Regions from separate parts of the Homo sapiens genome. Here regions 1, 2 and 4 are each linked to region 3. A link is a contact called in ENCODE Hi-C or POLR2A ChIA-PET data. All regions are on one chromosome and are shown on one strand. The core of a region is the stretch at or near the end of the contact, and the rest is flanking DNA. Distances in the headings are between cores, read along the strand shown. Region 1 holds the start of USP49 (ubiquitin specific peptidase 49). Region 2 holds the start of LINC03040 (long intergenic non-protein coding RNA 3040). Region 3 holds the start of CNPY3-GNMT (CNPY3-GNMT readthrough). Region 4 holds the start of CDC5L (cell division cycle 5 like).

Region 1 (4,378 bases), core at 652-3,151, 1.0 Mb after region 3:
CAGTATTATTAGGAAAATCGTTTTGATCTCAGGCACCCCACTATCCCCCCAGCCCAAAGGGTCTCAGAGATCCCTAGGCCTTTCCAGGCGACACTTTTTTTTTTTTTTTTTTTTTTTTGAGATGGAGTCTCACTCCGTTGCCAGGCTGGAGTGCTGTGGCACGATCTCAGCTCACTGCAACCTCCAACTCCCTGGTTCAAGCAATTCTCCTGCCTCAGCCTCCTGAGTAGCTGGGATTACAGGCACACGCCACCACGTCCGGATAATTTTTGTATTTTTAGTAGAGACGGAGTTTCACCATGTTGGCCAGGCTGGTCTTGATCTCCTGACCTCATGATCCACCTGCCTTGGCCTCCCAAAGTGCTGGGATTACAGGCGTGAGCCACCGTGCCCGGCCTCCAGGCCACATTTTTGAGAACACTGATCTAATACATGCTCACATCACTGAGAAACTTTTCCTCCTGTATTGCTATTCTGGGAGCATCCCTTCCATTGGAAGTTTTAAGTGGCTCCCAAATTCTTCACTCAGCAAAAGCACCTTGTTATGGAACTAACATTGAATAAGTAACAATCTTTCTTCTCCAAGAATTTTCTTGGGGATTGTTGAGTAAGGGAATAAGACATATAATTAGAGTTATAATGTTAAGAATTCCTTAAAAAGAATTATGTTAACTGTGATGGACGACAAAGGGAGAGCTAAATTCTGAATCTAACTCTGAGGCCTTGAACCTCATGATAAATCCCGACCAAACCAAATTGAAACACTCCACTTCCTCTCCTTCTATCAAACCTCTTTTAAAAGTGCAAGTTGTTAATAAATTGCCTACACAGCGCTTGGTCCAGGCATTGTAGTTTCCCCCTTCCTATTGTGTGTGGTGTTCTTTTTTTTTTTTTTGTGCTTACCTAGTTCTCCTGTTTACAGGTGTGTAACTTGAGCCACTACTATAGCTAATGTCTGTTTCTTTTACTTGTCCTTATATTTAAATGTAAGTCTTTATCTGCCTTAGCTATGTGTTGGGTGTTGAAATTGTTGATCTTATTTTGGGAGACTCCCATCCCCTCCCCCCACTACCACCCCGCAAGTAGTTTCAAGACAGTGCACCTAGGAGACTGCTTAACCTAAGCCTTTTGTAGCTTAGGTGCTGTTCTGTTTCCCAATGGACCACTACCAAGTCAGTCTGGTTTATTTCCCAAGCCTTACAATCTGCTGAACTTCTTCAGTTCCGGCAGCGATCCTCTAACTTGTGGGGGATTTCCATAAAACAGCTGAATCTCTCTTGGGTCATCTGTGGCAAAAGCCAGACACGTGCTCACCCGCCTGGGAGCCAATAGTAACTTTTGCAAACGCTGCCTCCGGAAACCCCACGGTTTGAGGGCTGCTGCTTTAGGAACAACACAGAAATAACGTCTTTTAACAGAATAAAACAAAACATACGGACGGGATAGTGAGAAAGCCTTTGTCCTTCGCAGTGGGGAGAGGTGTTAAAGGTGAACCGAAAAGAGTATGGGAAACTCATGTAAAATACCTTTACAGTTCCCCGGGAAGAAGGGGGCGGAGATGGGCTCGGGAGCGTCTCTGGCCCTTTAAGGAGGAGGGACAGACATAAGAGTCTGTACCTTTAAGAGTCTCTTTGTCTGGAAACCTTCTTATTTACCCTCCTGTGCTTCAACCAAACTTCGACCAGCTATTCACAACGTCCCCCTACGCCGCCGCCCCTTACGCCAGGCTCAAAGCGGCCGCGCGTTTGTGGCTGACCCTAAACTTTGCGCCTGCGGCGCGAACCCTCGGAACGGGTGCCGGTGCCGGGGTCGCGGCCCAGCGCTGCGCCGTTGGCGCAATGCAGGGCCTGAGGGGCGGGGCTCCAGCGGGCGGGCCAATAGACGGGCAGGGGGCGGGGCCGTGTTCGGTTGTCTCGCGCCCTGGTGACAGCTCGCGCGTGCTGATGATGGCGGTAAATAGAGGGGGCCGGGGGAGGGGACGGAGGAGGTGGGGAGGCAGCAAAGTGGGTAGCTCCAGGGGGTAGGGGGAACGGGGGCCGGGGAGGCCGCGACGGCCAGGGAGCCCATTCTAAGACTCGGAGGCGGGGATAGGAGTCTCCGGCTCACTAGCCCTCCCCTTTAAAGAAGCAAAATCCTCACACACCGGGTGAGGGGCGACAAAGGCAGCGCGCGCCTCGCGGGCGGGAGGAGCGGCGGCAGGGGGCGGGACCGCGGCGCCGGCGGGCTGGGGGCGCCCGGGGCGGGGGCGGCGGGAGGCGAGAGCCGGGAGTCGGGGCGCGCGGGCGCCTTATTTTGGCGGGGTGGGCGACGGCTGGGTTGGGGCAAAAGCGTTGAAGGGAGAGGGAAAGGAAGGCTTGGAGGCGATGAGGGGAACCGGGTTGAGAATGAGATGAGGAGGATTAAGGGGAGAAAGGGTTAGAAGCCAGGGAGAGGAGGAGTGAGAAAAAGCCAGCCAAGGAGATAGGAAGGAGGCAAAAGCCAGGGTGGGCGTTAAGGAAGCCGGGCAGGGAATGAGGTTAGGGCTGGGGAAAGGGATCCTGGGGTTAGGTGTAAGAGCAGGGGTTTGAAGGGGAAATCTTCGTAGCGGGTGGTGTTGGGGTGAGGGGTACCGGGGTAAGTGTTGGAAGTGGAAGACAAGGAGGGGCAGAGCTGGGGTAATAGTTGGGAGTAGGAAAGAGAGAGTGATTAAGAGCCAGACGTGACGAGGGTGTGAACTAGTGCGGAGCGAGATGAGCTGAAGGACTGGGACCAACGGTGTGGTGGGAACTGCTGGCGAGGTTCTGAGAAAGGAATGGGTTAGTGGGTGGGCGATGGATGTAAATTCTGTAAAGTGAGGGAGGGCAAATGAGACCTGGACTGGAACCAGGTGGAGTCAGGAATAAGAGTGTGGTGGAAGGGCGAAAGGAAACAGATAAGAGATGGGTGTCTGTAGGACGATTCTGGGACCAGAAGAGCTGAAAGGAGACTAGAGTTAGGGTGTAAGAAGTGATGGCCATCTGGGACAAGGATAACTGGGTAATTACGTTAATTGAAGAGGTTCAGCAAGATCCAAGGTGAAAACAGTGAGGTAAAGAGACAGGGCTAAAAGCAAATGGTGAGAGGAGCAGGAAGAGATGGGCCCCAGAATTTAAAGGATGAGATGGGGAGTAAGGGAAGAGAGGGGGCTAAGAGAAGCTGGGGGAGTCCTGATGGATGTAGAACTGGGGTAGACTGCAGGGGGGTGGGAATCGAATGTGCGTGTTATGGGGAGTTGCTCCAGAAGGTCTGCAAGGGTCAGGGCAGAAATGCTGTAGTGAAAGATCAAGTGTAAGAGAGCCTTTGGTGCAGAAGACGAGGAACCATGGTGAGTGAAAGGGGACCTAGAGACAGGGGTAAAGACTAAAAAGTAAGGGCAGAGGTGGGGGGTGCAGGAAAGGAATTCTTTGTTGAGGAGAGAACTGTGTGTTGAAACTGTGAATCCTTTTGTCCCTAAAAGTAGGAAATTCCAGAAACCTCTTTCTCTCAAGAAATCTTGAATCTGCTTCCACCCTTCATTGCTTTTGATTTGACTTTCCTGTCCACTTTGAAGAAATGAGACTCATTTTGATTTGATTTTTTTCTTGTATGGATGATAAAGTATAAACTCTGGGTGTTGAAAACCTCTGCATTTCACTAGTGTTGTGATAATTCGGGGAAAGGGTGTGCTTATTTAGGGTGTACTCGTGTGATGTGATAGTTTTAGTGTTGTAGGAGTGTTGCACCTGACAAGTGCTGGGCTGTGTTTTATGGACAGCATTTTCATTTTCAATGGAGAACGCACTGTTGTTGGGATAGAGAAAGATGAGAATCTGTTTCTTTTGATTAATCAACCAGATTTCTGCTTATTGTTTTCAGTTGCTGGAGAATGTTAAGAAATCATTTCAGAGAAAGGCAGATAACCAACCAAGGAAGTTTACTGGGGGAGAGATTAAATCAGAGCTGAGGGCTTTGAGTTCCTGAGCTGCCTTTAGCTTTGTGCGGGACGTTTCATGCTGTAGTTGGTAACTCACCCATTTAACAAAATGGCATAAAGAAAGGGAGAATTGTAGAGTAGTGGAGGATTTTAGAGTAGCAGACTTATTTTTTAGGGCAAATAAATTTATGAGTAATTTTGATGGAAAAACATCTCTGTAAGATAATACTGCAGCAAGCTTGGTCTTTGGACAGCTCCACTGCCTTTCGTGTTTTATGGTTATGAATAAAGAAGGCCAGATTAATACTAATTTTCTAGAAGCTTTTGATTTTTAAGACACCTTTAGAAATGAAAAGGAAGATAAGAAATTTGGGGCAAAATTTGGTTATTCTTACTTAGAATTTTGTTTTAATGATTTTTTTCAGAAGCTTTTACATTTAGCTAAGA
Region 2 (4,327 bases), core at 315-2,814, 1.1 Mb before region 3:
GGAGCACGCTGAGGTGTTTACCTGCTTTCCTATGTCTGGGGTGGAGGGGGTGTCCTCTCTCCTCCCTCAAACTGGAGGCACCTAGGGTTACCAGATCTGGCAAATAAAAACACAAGACTTCCAGTTAAACTGGATACTTTAAATAGTGTAAGTCTGTCCCAAATATTGTATGGGACAGACTTATGCTAAAATATTATTCGTTGTTTATCTGATATTCAATTTAATTGGACGTCTTGTATTTTTTTTCCTGGCAGCCCTTGAGGCATTGAAATCTCTAATCCATGTCTGGAAACAGATTGATGGTTCCCGAAAGTCCAGTGGGTATGCCTCATTTGAGAGATCCCTAAGGGCAGGGTCGTGTCTCTCCCCTTACACTGGGAGTTTCCTGAAGCCCAGATACTGAGTTTCACCCTAAAGAAGGCAGCTCTGAGAGCACTATATGTGTCCCCCGTCAGACTGGGAGCTTCCTGAGGACAGGGGCTAAATTTCACCCATGAGAGTAACGCTTCAAGGTCAGTGTCTGTGACCTGTGACACTGGGGTTTCCTGAGGCATGGTCTGTCCGCTTCCTAGAGGGCAAGTCTCTCTCCTCCCTCACGTCTCACTCTCCCACCCCCACCCCACCCCAGGCTGCTGGAGGCTCCTCCTCCATTAGTGTTGCTTCCTGCCCATAGGGGGTGCTAGGGGCCCAGCGGACTGGCCTACGGATGGATGGGACCTGTTTATTGGGACTCGGGGCTTCAGTCCTTCGGGGTTGATGCACTTGAGAATAATGAGGGTGGGGTCCCCAACCTGTGAGGCTTGCTGAGGCAGTTGAGGGCCAGGTCTACTGGGGCCAGAGGCGGTGGCCAGCATGTGGGAGAAGCTCTGGGTGCTGGGTACCCACTGTTTCTTCCAGGAAGGGACAGTGTGGCCCTTGGTACAGAACATCCTGCCCACCTCCTCTCATAACCATTGAAGCCAAGCCCCAGTCCTCCACCAGCCTCTCCAGACCCCACTGCCTAACCTTTGCTTGTGCTGTTCTTTCTGCCAGAAACACTCTGTCTTCCTGCTTTGAGGACAGCTGAAGTCTTGCCACTTCTTCTGGATGCTCTGACCATCAGTAAGGTGGGCTGCTTGTGCCTGGGGGTCTTCTGGTGAAAAGAGCCCTCCATCTACTCCCTCCTTCCTCAACAACTTTGGCCACAGGGGCCAAAGAGGGGGCCAAGGTGGGGGAGGGGAGAGACAGGAACATTGGGGGAGCATAGGCAGAAGGGGAGTAAGAATAGGAACCTCCTTCCCCCCAACCCATCCCCCTGAAGCCCCTTCACAAGTCCCTTCATCCCCTCAGGGCCTCTGAACTCTTTCTCCTTGAAGCTGAGGGAAGCCCTGGAGAAGCGCTTTCCCACGGTCACAGCCTCAACAAACCCCTGCCCCCTTCTCCTTTGACTGCAGCCACCTCAGTCTCACCCTCCGCAGAATGCAGGCCCACTCCGTTGCTGAAGGGCCTCCTCCTTGGGCCAGGGCGCCTGCTTCTGCCAGTGGCATCATCACCCCACTCCTCAGCCGCCAGTCATCAGGTTGGCAATTAGCTACTTCCTCTCAGCTGCATGAGGCCACCAAACGTCACAGCCCCTCCCCTGGCCTGCCGCGGCGGGAGTGCTGGGGGCTGCCCCTACCCTTTGTAGTCAGTGCCAAGTCCTGGCTCAGTCCCCCTTCCCTACAACCTACTGAGTGCTAGGGTAATGAGCCTCCCATCTAGGGAGCTGAAAGCCTCGCTGCCTTCTCCCCGCTTCAAACCTCCTCCCCCATGTCACCCTATCCCATTGGGTGAGGACACTCCCGCTGCCTGGGTGGGGTGATGCCTGCTCAAGGGCACTAGCAGCCTGGGTGGGGCTTAAGACTCAGGTGTCTCTGTCCCCAGTCACAGGCGGTTTTCACCAGCCCCTTACCTGGGGCCCAGGAGTCTGAACTGAAGATGGTGGCAGTTATTTGGGAAGGGGAGAGAAATGGGGACTCATTCTACAGACCCCCAAACATGCAGGGGGCAGGCCCTTCATGAACACCCACATGGGCTCATTTGCCTGTGTCTAGGCACACACACGGTTACAATCTAGGCAATGTATGCTCCACTGCACTGTACCCACATGTGCCCCAGGTGGGCAAGTAAGCCCACTTGCCCAGATACCTCTCATGCCCACACATCCCTCCTCCAGGTGTGTGCATGCAAACTCACTGACATACAGTACTCAAAAAGGCAGTGAGCTTGCTGCCACACCAAAAACAAAACCGGGACCCTACAGAGGAATCTAGAAGCATGGGAGGGAAGGAGAGACCACCCCAACACTCGCTACCCCACAGACCAGGGAATCTTCCTGGGGAAGGATGGGAGGAAGTCTGCACTTCAGGGATATGTGTGGGGTACGCAGGTGGGCCGTGGTGGAAGCAGTTGTGTTGGAGTCTGGGTTGGGGGTGGAGGATGTGGATTTCCAGAGAGAATTGAAAAATTCCAACACATATAAACAAAGGCATGTGATCTTAGGCAGATCACTTAACTTCTTGGGGGCCCCAGTGACTGCATCTGTAAAATGGGAATAATGAGAACACCATTTAAACTTGGTTGTCAAATTTATTTTATTTTTATTTATTTATTTATTTTTAGAGACACGGTCTGACTTTGTTACCCCGGCTGGAGTGCAGTGGTGCAATCATGGCTCACTGCAGCCTTAACCTCCTGGGCTCAAGTGATCCTCTCGCCAAGGCTAGGATAAGTAGCTAGGACTACAGATGCGCCCCATCACGCCCAGCTAATTTTACAACTTCTGTAGAGATGGAGTGTTGCTGGGTTGCCCAGGCTGGTCTTGAATTCCTGGGCTCAAGCGATCCTCCTGTGTCCGGAATTGGTGGGTTCTTGGTCTCACTGACTTCAAGAATGAAGCCGCGGACCCTCGCGGTGAGTGTTACAGTTCTTAAAGACAGCGTGTCCAGAGTTTGTTCCTTCTGATGTTCAGATGTGTTCAGAGTTTCTTCCTTCTGGTGGGTTCGTGGTCTCGCTGGCTTAGGGGTGAAGCTGCAGACCTTCGCGGTGAGTGTTACAGTTCTTAGGGCGGCGCGTCTGGAGTTGTCTGTTCCTCCCGGTGGGCTCGTAGTCTCGCTGGCTTCAGGAGTGAAGCTGCAGACCTTCGCGGTGAGTGTTACAGCTCATAAAGGCAGCGTGGACCTACAGAGTGAGCAGTAGCAAGATTTATTGCAAAGAGCAAAAGAACAAAGCTTCCACAGCGTGGAAAGGGATCCCAGCGGGTTGCCACTGCGGGCTGGGGCAGCCTGCTTTTATTCTCTTATCTGGCCCCACCCACATCCTGCTGATTGGTAGAGCCCAGTGGTCTGTTTTGACAGGGTGCTGATTGGTGCGTTTACAATCCGAGCTAGACACAAAGGTTCACCATGTCCCCACTAGATTAGCTAGATACAGAGTGTTGACACAAAGGTTCTCCAAGTCCCCACCAGAGTAGCTAGATACAGTGTCGATTGGTGCATTCACAGTGCTGATTGGTGTGTTTACAAACCTTGAGCTAGATACAGAGTGCCAATTGGTGTATTTACAATCCCTGAGCTAGACATAAAGGTTCTCCACGTCCCCACCAGACTCAGGAGCCCAGCTGGCTACACCCAGTGGATCCTGCACCAGGGCTGCAGGTGGAGCTGCCTGCCAGTCCGGCGCTGTGCGCCCGCACTCCTCAGCCCTTGGGTGGTGGATGGGACTGGGCGCCATGGAGCAGGGGGTGGCGCTCGTCGGGGAGGCTCTGGCCGCACAGGAGCCCACGGAGCCAGGAGGAGTCTCAGGCATGGCAGGCTGCAGGTCCCGAGCCCTGCCCCGCGGGAAGGCAGCTAAGGCCCGGGGAGAAATTGAGCACAGCAGCTGCTGGCCCAGGTGCTAAGCCCCTCACTGCCCAGGGCCGGTGGGGCCTGGCGGGCTGCTCCGAGTGCGGGGTCTGCCGAGCCCACGCCCACCCGGAACTTGCGCTGGCCCGCAAGCACCGCGCGCAGCCCCGGTTCCCGCCCGCCCCTCTCCCTCCACACTTCCTCGCAAGCTGAGGGAGCCGGCTCCGGCCTTGGCCAGCCCAGAAAGGGGCTTCCACAGTGCAGCGGCGGGCTGAAGGGCTCCTCAAGTGTGGCCAAAGTGGGAGCCCAGGCAGAGGAGGCGCCGAGAGTGAGCGAGGGCTGTGAGGACTGCCAGCACCCTGTCACCTCTCACTCCCCCAAAATACTGGGCTTATAGGCAAAAGCCACCACACCTGGCCTGATTGTGAAATTTAAATGAGATAACCCGGCTCAGAGCAGGCCCTGAG
Region 3 (4,638 bases), core at 256-2,755:
CTAGGAGGCAGAGGTTGCAATAAGCCGAGATCTCGCCACTGCACTCCAGCCTGGGCAACAGAGCCAGACAGTCTCATAAAAAAAAAAAAGGAAAAAAAGAAAAGAATGTACGGGGGAAGGCACAGGCTTGAACTCATACTGGGTGCCCTACCAGTGAAGTCGGCTTATCTCTAAAGCATCCTTTTAATCTCTCTAATGGAAGGATTATGTGTCCGAAACTTACCCCAAACCCACTTTCCAGTGTTTAGGGAACATCTGGCCTGATGTAGGCTTTCAATTCAGATGAGAGATTCACAGCCAACTTTCTGGGGGCCCTGGGGTTACGGGGCTAGGAAGGCAGGCATGACTGTAAGGTCTGAGGAGAAAACTAAGGGACGGAGTTGAGGAAAAAGAAATAGGTCCTTTATAGTCCTGGCTCGCTGGTAGCTCCCTCTCTCTCTCTCTCTGTAGTTCCTCAACGCCTATGTCTTTGGGACTCACCTTTTCTCCAAAGTCCTAAAATCTTCTTTCAAGTTCCCCATAGGCTCTATTGTTCCCCCAAAGGGCTCCTCAGATCCAGATCCTCCTCCTCACACACACCCACAGTCTCCCATTTAATCATCTGTATTCTCAAAACATTTATTGAGTGCCTACCAGACACTGTGTGAATACGTATCTAAGACAAAAATTCCTGCCTTCGAGGAGTTGTTAGTGGGTGCAACAGACAACTACACAGATTGGGTTGCAGTGAGGGCAAAAGGGGAAAGTCTTAGGTTTTTTTCCCCCAAGATGAGTCATCTGGAGCTTTTCAGTTCCTCAAACTCGTTCTTAGCTTCTCAGCCGGCAGGCCTCTGCCTCTGTAGTTTCCTGAGTGGGCCCCTCTCTTTCCACTTCTCTTCATCCGGCTAACTCCTAATGCCTCTTCGTGCTTCCTGTATGAAGCCCTCTTTGACTCCCCTCTGCACACAGCCTTCGCCCACCCCCTCCCCCACTCCAGGCTAGACCAGATGCTCCTCGTCCGGCCCCCAAAAGGAAGCTCTGTACCTCCCCTATCATGGCATCTACTACTCTGAATTATCATTGCTTGTTTCTACCAATGTGTGAACTCCAGGGGTACCGGGACCAGATCTCTCGTCCGCCGCAGCGTCCCGGCGCAAGCCTGTTCAAGGAAGGAAGACACCCTGCAGAGCTCGGAACCTTGCAACCCCCGACGCTGCTCCGCAAGCACCACCGCTGGAGCCAGCCCCTCCGGCAGGATACGCCCCACGGGCCCCGCCTCCTCACCTTCGCATTTGCTGGGCAGGCGAACCCAGTCGTTCTCCTCAGCTCCGGCCTGGCTCGGGCCCAGCTCCGGGGCCGGCAGCAGCAGCAGCAGCAGCAGCAGCAAGGGAAGAAGCAGAAGACAGCGGGACGCGGGCTCAGGCATTGAATCCATGGCCCGGCCGGGCCCGGACCCTAAAGGACCGGGCGGTTCCTCCTCCCGCGGCGCGCGCGGAGCAGTTTCCCCTCGCCGCTTCCGGGACTGCACACGTGCCTCCGAGCAACCACGACAACAGCTAGCCTCCCGCCCGCCCTCCTCTCGCAGCCGCAGCCCGCCTTCAAAGCGGACCAAGGCCCGCGGACGGCGCAGCCAATAGGCTTTCTGGGGTTTGCTCTCTAGCTAATGGGAAGACTATCTTTTTACGCCCTTGGCCAGTAAGAGAGCAGATGGTGGCCTCAGCGACCTATGGCAAAGTCCTTTCCCACCCCCTAACGGAGGCTCTGGGAGAGAGAGGATGCAGGACCAAGACCCGAGAAGAAGCCTGCGTCTGGGCCTGGGTGGGACGGATTCAGGCGCGCAGGTGCTGGAAGATGTGGGGAAGGCCGTCTTCGCGGCTTTCTCCGCCTCCTCGAACGTCACTTCCCTCCTGGGGTCCTAATGCCGCAAGTCCTTACTGAACATCTGTTTTTAAATTTTATTATTGGTATTGTGGTTGTTATAGCCGGGCACTCTTGTAGGCGCTTAAGGTGCAAGCAGGACGACTCAAACTGTCCCCAGCCTTCACACTTTTTTAGTAGCCAGTAGATTTGTCCTAGTGAGAACTAGAACAAATGACTTCCTCTCTGAGCCTGTTTCTATTTGTATGACGACAAAGTGATCCTCCTAGCTGCTGTGGGAGCTTGCCTGTTGTTGGGAAGCTCAAATAGGTTAATAGAATTAAAGCTTATCGAGCAGATTGTAAAAAGTTCAGGCATTAATTTTCTTTTTGTATGTAATCCCAGCCCCTTTTACTGCCCTATTATTTATTTCTTGATTCTGAGCTCTCAGAAGGCAGAAATTTAGCCGATTAACGATTGTCTCTCCCTTCCGCTTCCCCAGCAACAACAGGGTGCCTGGCACAAGGAGATACTCAGTAAAACTCTCATCTGCTGTGTCATTAAGGGGAACACTTAATGGCTCACGCCTGTAATCCCAGCACTTTGGGAGGCCGAGGCGGAAGGATCACCTGAGCCCAGGAGTTGGAGACCAGCCTGGGCAACAGATTGAGACCCTGTCTCAACAAAGAAGAAGAAGAAGAAAAAGGCCAGGCGCCGTGGCTAATGTCTGTAATCCCAGCACTTTGGGAGGCCAAGAAGGGAGAACTGCTTGAGGCCAGGAGTTCGAGACCAGCCTGGTCAACATAGCGAGACACCCCCCCCATCTCAAAAATAAATAAATCAAAATAAAAAATAAAGAGGAGGCCGGGCTTGGTGGCTCACGCCTATAATTCCAGCACTTTGGAAGGCCGAGGTAGGTGGATCACGAGGTCAGGAGTTCAAGACCAGCCTGGCCAAGATGCTGAAACCCCATCTCTACTAAAGATACAAAAAGTTAGCCGGGCGTGGTGGCACACGCCTGTAATCCCAGCTACTCGGGAGGTGGAGGCAGGAGAATTGCTTGAACCTGGGAGATGGAGGTTGCAGTGAGCCGAGATCACGCCATTGCACTCCAGCCTGGGCGACAGGGCAAGACTCCATCTCAAAAATAATAAATGCCGGGCGCGATGGTTCATGCCTGTATTTCCAGCACTTTGGGAGGCCAAGGCGGGCAGATCACAAGGTCAGGAATTCGAGACCAGCCTGGCCAATATGGTGAAACCCTGTCTCTACTAAAAATACAAAAAAAAATAGCCGTGGTGGTGGGTGCCTGTAGTCCCAGCTACTTGGGAGGCTGAGGCGGGAGAATTGCTTGAACCCTGGAGGTGGAGGTTGCAGTGAGCCGAGATCGCGCCACTGCACTCCAGCCTGGCGACAGAGCGAGACTCCGTCTCAAAAAATAAAAATAAACAAATAAAAATAAAGAGGAGCACTCTTGGTCTTCTTTAGGCTGCCCCTGAACTCAGTGTCCTACAGACGCACACAGACCAAAGTTGCTTCTCTGGGAAGTTGTCTGCAAATTGGCCATAAAACCCTGTTCCCTGATACCTTCTTGTTTCCTTCCTAGAGGTTGGATATTTATGCTATTTTATGAAGACTTCAGAGCACTGAGGCCCAGGCCTTGCCACTTTCTGACTTTAGTTTCTTGTCCAAAACTGTGTTGGTAACAAAGCACTTTGGATAGGCAGGGGCTGTGGCATGTGGAATTCCACAGTGTACAAGATCAGGACACCCTCCTAAGGTCCTCCATGTTTTCTAGGCTTGATAAGACTTAGGTTGGCTCAAGCTGGGCACAGTGGCTCACACTTATAATTCCAGCACTTCGGGAGGCCAAGGCAGGCGGATCACTTGAGGTCAGAAGTTCAAGACCAGCCTGGCCAATGTGGTGAAACCCTGTCTCTACCAAAAAATACAAAAATGAGCCAGGCATGGTGGCGTGTGCCTGTAGTCCCAGCTACTTGAGAGGCTGAGGTGGGAGAATTGCTGGAACCTGGGAGACAGAGATTGCAGAGAGTTGAGATCGCACCACTGCACTCCACCCTGGGGGACAGAGTGAGACCCTATCTCAAAAAATAAAATAATAAAATAAAATATAAAATAAAATAAAATAAAATACTTGGGTAGGCTCAGAGCTTGGCCATGGCCCTTGATTCACCTCGGCTCAGAAGCCCTCCTGGGAAATAAGATTAAGCCAGCCTGACAGTGGAGATTGAGAAGCCTGGGCTCAGCATCTGGCCGGACAGCTAGGAAGGGATAGTGGCCAGAGAAAGTCTGAGGCTATAGTTGGGCCCCTGCCCACACCCTCCCTCAGTCTGTGTGTCAGAGAAGGAACATGCCTTGTGGGGATGGTGGACAGATTCATCCGTAGAAGCTATGGGACCCTCCCACCCCAGCCACCAGCACCCAAGAATCCCCAAAACAAGTGGGAGAATCTCCTTTCAGGCTGGTGAGAGATGAGCAGTGGAGGAGGCAGTGAGAGTTTTTATGGAACAGTAGCTGAGAGAGCACAGAGGCTCAGGGGAGCTGAGGGTGTCCTTGAAACCATGTGTTGGGGTGCTGGGGCATAGTTCCCCATCCCCTCCCTGGGGGAAGGAAGACTAAAGTTGATCCAGCAGACTATCCTATGGGGCCCAAGGGACAGGTGGATTTACATGACAGCACCCAGAGTCTCTTGGAGTGATTACTAGCAGAGAACCCTTGGGAAAGTCTGGATTTCCTGCCAGCGCTGGGCAAGCAGGGGACGCACACGTTATGCTCTACTGT
Region 4 (4,318 bases), core at 1,631-4,130, 1.5 Mb before region 3:
AAACAAGGGCAGGGGAGAGGGATAGAAAAATGGCTTGCCTAAGACCACACAGGAAGCAAGTGACAGCTAAGTCAAACACCCAACTTCCATCTCCCACTCCATGCCTTGTTATATTACAATGTCTGCTTTCTTTGATAAGGTTCACAGAGTTGACATTTTCCATCATCATAATTAAGCTCCTTTTCTGTTTTCCACTTATTAAACTGATACATACCATCTGGCTTTGCACTGCTTTGCTGATTTTCTATGCAGCAATGAGGCAATCCTAGACCACTGATTTTTCCCATATTTCATTACCGCTGCTTTCAGAATTTCATCCTAAAAAAAATTGCCAAAGAGTACATTCAGTCACAAAACTCCAAGTGGGAAAAGACAAAATTTAAATTAACTCTGATAGGGCTATTGGAGAAAGAGACATATAACATGCACATACACACCACCTAGGTTAAAAGACTAAGGATGAAAACCTCATTAACTATAATAACAGCAACCAAGAATTGAGAAATTAAGAAGAAATCCCTTAGAAAGACAGCTACCCACCCTTACACCACACTCTCCAATAAATTGGGAGTGGGAACAGCCCAATCTGAGAAACCCTACTTTATGACAAAAATTAAGAAAAAGTATTCTTCAACGTGTGGCTGTCCTTCTCTTCAAAAAGGATAACTAAAAAACACAACAACAACAAAAATGTATAACTCATTCATTTATACACTCACTCAAAAAACACTTCCTGAACATCTACCTTGAAACATCTACCTTTCCCTTGGGGAAAGGTCTTATCAAACAGGACATATCCAGGCCTCAAGAAGCAAGTTGGGACTCTGGTGAATATATTCTCCAATCCAAGCCTCCTGTCTCAAGTTTATACATGGCATTTCCCCTCCAGCCCCTTAACCCCAACTATGACCCAAGAATCCACATCTCAGGTCTAACCTAAGAATTACATATTTCTACCCCAACCCCACTAGTCAGCTCTCCTTCCAATTTCCCCCCATCTCTAGATACCATTTCACCAGGGCACCCATTGCCATGTGGAATGCACCAACCTCAAGGAAGCCTGGCAAGCCAAGCCAAAGACAAGAAAGTTAATGGAGCCATAGATGCATGCACTTAGGCGATTTTACTTCTAGGCTTTTTTTCCCACATTGGATTTGAGGTACGTGCCTCTTGAGATACCCCACTCCATCCTCTACATCTCCCATGATCAAAGATACTTTTTAAAAAGACTGCAGAGCTTTGACCACTGCATAGGAATCCTACTGTTACTTGATTTTATATCTGTCTCTCCCTCAGAAGTCATCTCTTCTCCAATTTAAACAGTCTGGTTCCCTCGGTGGAAGCTGAGGCAGTTTTCATTGTCTTTTTTGTAACTTGGTTGCAGTACAACTACACTTAAACACATTTTCAATTAAATAGATACAGCAGATACCTACTCTACTTGATTCATTCTGCAAATACCTGTCGAGCAACCTACTTCATGTTGGTTACTGTCCTAGGTCCTAGGGATACCAAGACCTGGTCCTCTCGCCATGCTGTCTGGTGAGGTGAAAGAGCAACTAGCTCTTACTCAGAGGCTACTATGTGCCCTACTCTGATCTAAATATTCCAAACGTATTAACTCGTGTAATCCTCAAGAGAGGTTAAGTATTATTATCCCAATTTAGAAAAAGTAGAAAACTGAGGCTTTCAGAAGTTAAGAAACTTACCGAGTACCACACAGAGGATGTGATGCTTACAAAAAGACAAAGCAAGTTTTAACAAACGGAAGAAAAAGGTATCATGAGAATATCGGGGGTGCAATTAATTCTTACAGAGATTCCAAGAAGTGTTTCCGAACTAGGTTTGAAGGATGATCAGAAAGATGTCAAGCGCTAGGAAGGCAAAAGATGTAAAAAAAAAAAAAAAAAGAAGCCATAAAATGTAACGAAAAAAAGACACAGAGCATGAAAAGACATGATGTGCTCCAGAAACTGATAAATTCGGTACACTCTGAACACAAAACGCACTAAAATCTAATTTCTATTTCACTCCCACTCTACTGCCCTTTGGCTCACCAATGGCACTATCCACTACGTTTCTGGAAACAGAGACTATCCTAGGCCAGTTTTTCCTTTCTGGCTTCTATCTAGGCAAAGGCAGTGACAGAAAGAGACAGACCTTGGGATCTGTCGAGATGGCAGACAGGTTATGCCCTGATAACAGATAACCAGAGAGATGCGGGCATAAACGGGCTCTCTGAACCTGGCACTCAAACTGCTTCCCCTCTGCAAGGAAGTCAATGGAGACACAAAGTTGTGGCCACGGCAACTTCTTTATTTCTGAGTATGAGACAGAGTCGTGGTGCCTGGACTAAGAGTGGATGGTGCCCCGGGGGACCAACTCTGGCTGAGTTGGAACTCTGAGTTCTTCCCGGGGCCGGGGGGGGCGGGGGGGCGGGGTGGGAGGGGGCGTATTCAAGTCAACAAATGTTCACTCAGGGCCTAACAAGTGAGCTTGGAGCCGAGTAGCCAGGTGGTGACATCACGGTCCCTGTCCTACTGGCGCTCGCACAACACGGGGCCAGACACACGGAAAGGGCCCCAAGGGTCAGCCCCCGGGCTGCCCTCCACGCAGACCCCACAGGGTCTCCTCGTCGCCCCCCCGACCTCCGCGCGCGTGCGCACAAGCTGCTAGAGGGAGCGGCGGGCAGCGGACGGCGGGAAAAGGAGACTTACCTCGGTATTCCTCCATACGCCCCCCTTGATCATAATTCGAGGCATCTTGGCGGCAGGGTGTCTCGGCAAGCAGCCGAGAGGAGCTTCAGAGAAGTAGTAACAGCGATTGGGCCACCGGACTCAAAGCCGCCACTTCCTCCAAGCGCGACCTTCTGCTTTGAAGATCTGCGCAAGCGCAAGGTGGGAGGGGGCGCAGAATAGCAAGTCTCGCGAGATATTGGGTGGCTGAAAGGGAAAAAGTGTCTTGTGGAAGCTCAGCTGCAGGAAGACTAACACAAAACCATCAAACCACTCTGGCCAAAGCGCCTTACGCCCCGCGCATGTCCAAAACAGAATGGAAGAAACTACGGCTCTCGCGAGATAGCGGCGGTAGCGCTTGGCTGGGAACTTAGTGGTGGGATTGATCGTGACGTCACCGAGTGGCAGAGGGTGGGAACGTCACGCGTACGGAATTTCAGCACAGTTGCTCCGAAGAAGGCTTTGTTAATTTATTAATCTAGCCCTTTCAAGTATTTCAGTAATAGGAATTTATTCACAGAATACTCAGGAAAATCCAGTAGTTTATTTAAGGCTCAGTTTCCTAACCTGTAAAATAGAGATCATAGTAATGCCAACCTCACAGGATTGTCGTAAGGGCTAAATGAGATCATAGACCCAGCACAGTATCTGATCCATAATAACTGCTGCAAAACAATAGCAGCTATTACTGCAAGGAGGGCAACGCCAACTTCACCCCGTCCCCAGGTGATCCAGGCTTCTTCCAGAAACCTGCAGAAACGTCACGTCAGAGTTTTTAATTCATCGCCCAGTCTGGATTAATAATGCCATTGGTACGCACTGGTATTAGACAAAGTCGAGTTGGGTTGAAATATTGTGAAATCTTGGCTTTCTCATAAGTTTGGGTAATAACCTTACTGAATCTCAGTATCCTCATCTGAAAAGTGGAGCTAACAATACCCGCCTCGTAAATGAGGAGGCAGATTAACTGAAACATAACTAAAACCCAGTGAGGTAGGGATTGGCAAACTCTCTGCTACCCCACCCCAATTACTCATGCAGTCTCCTTCATCCTTCCAGAACATCTCTGGCTCCATCCCTGGAAAATATCAAAATATTTAGTGGGTTGGGAAATGCCCTATTTATAGTACTTAGTATTTATATAGTGCCTATCTCTTTATATTTCTTCATTTCTCCGTTTGCCTCTTCTGGAAGAGCTACAGAATTTTCTTTTTCCTTTTAGCTTTTATTTACACACATTCTGTGCAATTATGGTCAGCAAGAGGGCATTTTCCATGGCCACCCTGGTAGTGTTTGCCACTCAAAGGTTTATGCTGGCGGGCAGCCCGCCCTTGAGCTGTTTACCCACTGTGTGGTGTATAAGAAACCATTGGACCTGTGGCCAGTTAAACTCAAACAAAATGTTTTCATTTGGACCTCTCCTGTAATGGGGCGGTTTTTTTTTAATTTGTTATATTTAATTTTTGTGGGTACATAGTACACACATATTTATGGGGTACATGAGATATTTTGATACTGGCATACAACACATAATAATCACATCAGGGTAAATGGGGTATCCATCATCTCAAGTGTTTATCTTT

The links. A loop is a pair of places that touch in the nucleus more often than their neighbours do. ChIA-PET counts read pairs that join two places held with the same protein, here RNA polymerase II (POLR2A). Pooled maps may share reads with other maps.
Region 1: a loop to region 3 is called in a pooled map, with 27 times the contacts of the local background. The contact joins the promoter of USP49 here to the promoter of CNPY3-GNMT in region 3. A Hi-C loop is called at or near these places in 7 of 50 pooled maps. POLR2A ChIA-PET finds 5 or more read pairs at or near these places in 2 of 52 experiments (Panc1 and WTC11).
Region 2: a loop to region 3 is called in a pooled map, with 6 times the contacts of the local background. The contact joins the promoter of LINC03040 here to the promoter of CNPY3-GNMT in region 3. A Hi-C loop is called at or near these places in 1 of 50 pooled maps. POLR2A ChIA-PET finds 5 or more read pairs at or near these places in 2 of 52 experiments (H1 and T-cell).
Region 4: a pooled map shows a loop between it and region 3 (12-fold over the local background). The contact joins the promoter of CDC5L here to the promoter of CNPY3-GNMT in region 3. A Hi-C loop is called at or near these places in 7 of 50 pooled maps. POLR2A ChIA-PET finds 5 or more read pairs at or near these places in 2 of 52 experiments (B cell and HCT116).

What each region holds. Positions count from the first base shown.
Region 1 is chr6:41,892,898-41,897,275 of GRCh38, reverse strand. USP49 (ubiquitin specific peptidase 49) reads left to right here and starts at 1,901. Exons shown (of 8, transcript NM_001286554.2): 1 at 1,901-1,952. RefSeq lists enhancers at 1,504-1,693, 2,628-3,142 and silencers at 1,743-2,035, 1,824-2,063.
Region 2 is chr6:43,997,822-44,002,148 of GRCh38, reverse strand. LINC03040 (long intergenic non-protein coding RNA 3040) reads right to left here and starts at 1,564. Exons shown (of 3, transcript NR_160956.1): 1 at 1,449-1,564; 2 at 22-96. SCIRT (stem cell inhibitory RNA transcript) reads left to right here. Exons shown (of 5, transcript NR_125864.1): 2 at 1,033-1,106; 3 at 1,434-1,558; 4 at 2,641-2,931. It overlaps LOC124901321 (a long non-coding RNA gene), which reads right to left. Exons shown (of 2, transcript XR_007059591.1): 2 at 2,595-3,198. RefSeq lists an enhancer at 1,308-1,457.
Region 3 is chr6:42,926,347-42,930,984 of GRCh38, reverse strand. CNPY3-GNMT (CNPY3-GNMT readthrough) reads right to left here and starts at 1,505. Exons shown (of 5, transcript NR_134892.2): 1 at 1,264-1,505. It overlaps CNPY3 (canopy FGF signaling regulator 3), which reads right to left and starts at 1,505. Exons shown (of 6, transcript NM_006586.5): 1 at 1,264-1,505. The coding sequence starts at 1,414. RefSeq lists enhancers at 787-896, 1,207-1,466, 1,109-1,610, 1,917-1,966, 1,977-2,026 and 1 more.
Region 4 is chr6:44,386,268-44,390,585 of GRCh38, reverse strand. It overlaps CDC5L (cell division cycle 5 like), which reads right to left and starts at 2,880. Exons shown (of 16, transcript NM_001253.4): 1 at 2,718-2,880; 2 at 215-318. The coding sequence starts at 2,762. It overlaps LOC124901323 (a long non-coding RNA gene), which reads left to right and starts at 2,667. Exons shown (of 4, transcript XR_007059595.1): 1 at 2,667-3,547. RefSeq lists an enhancer at 2,799-2,998.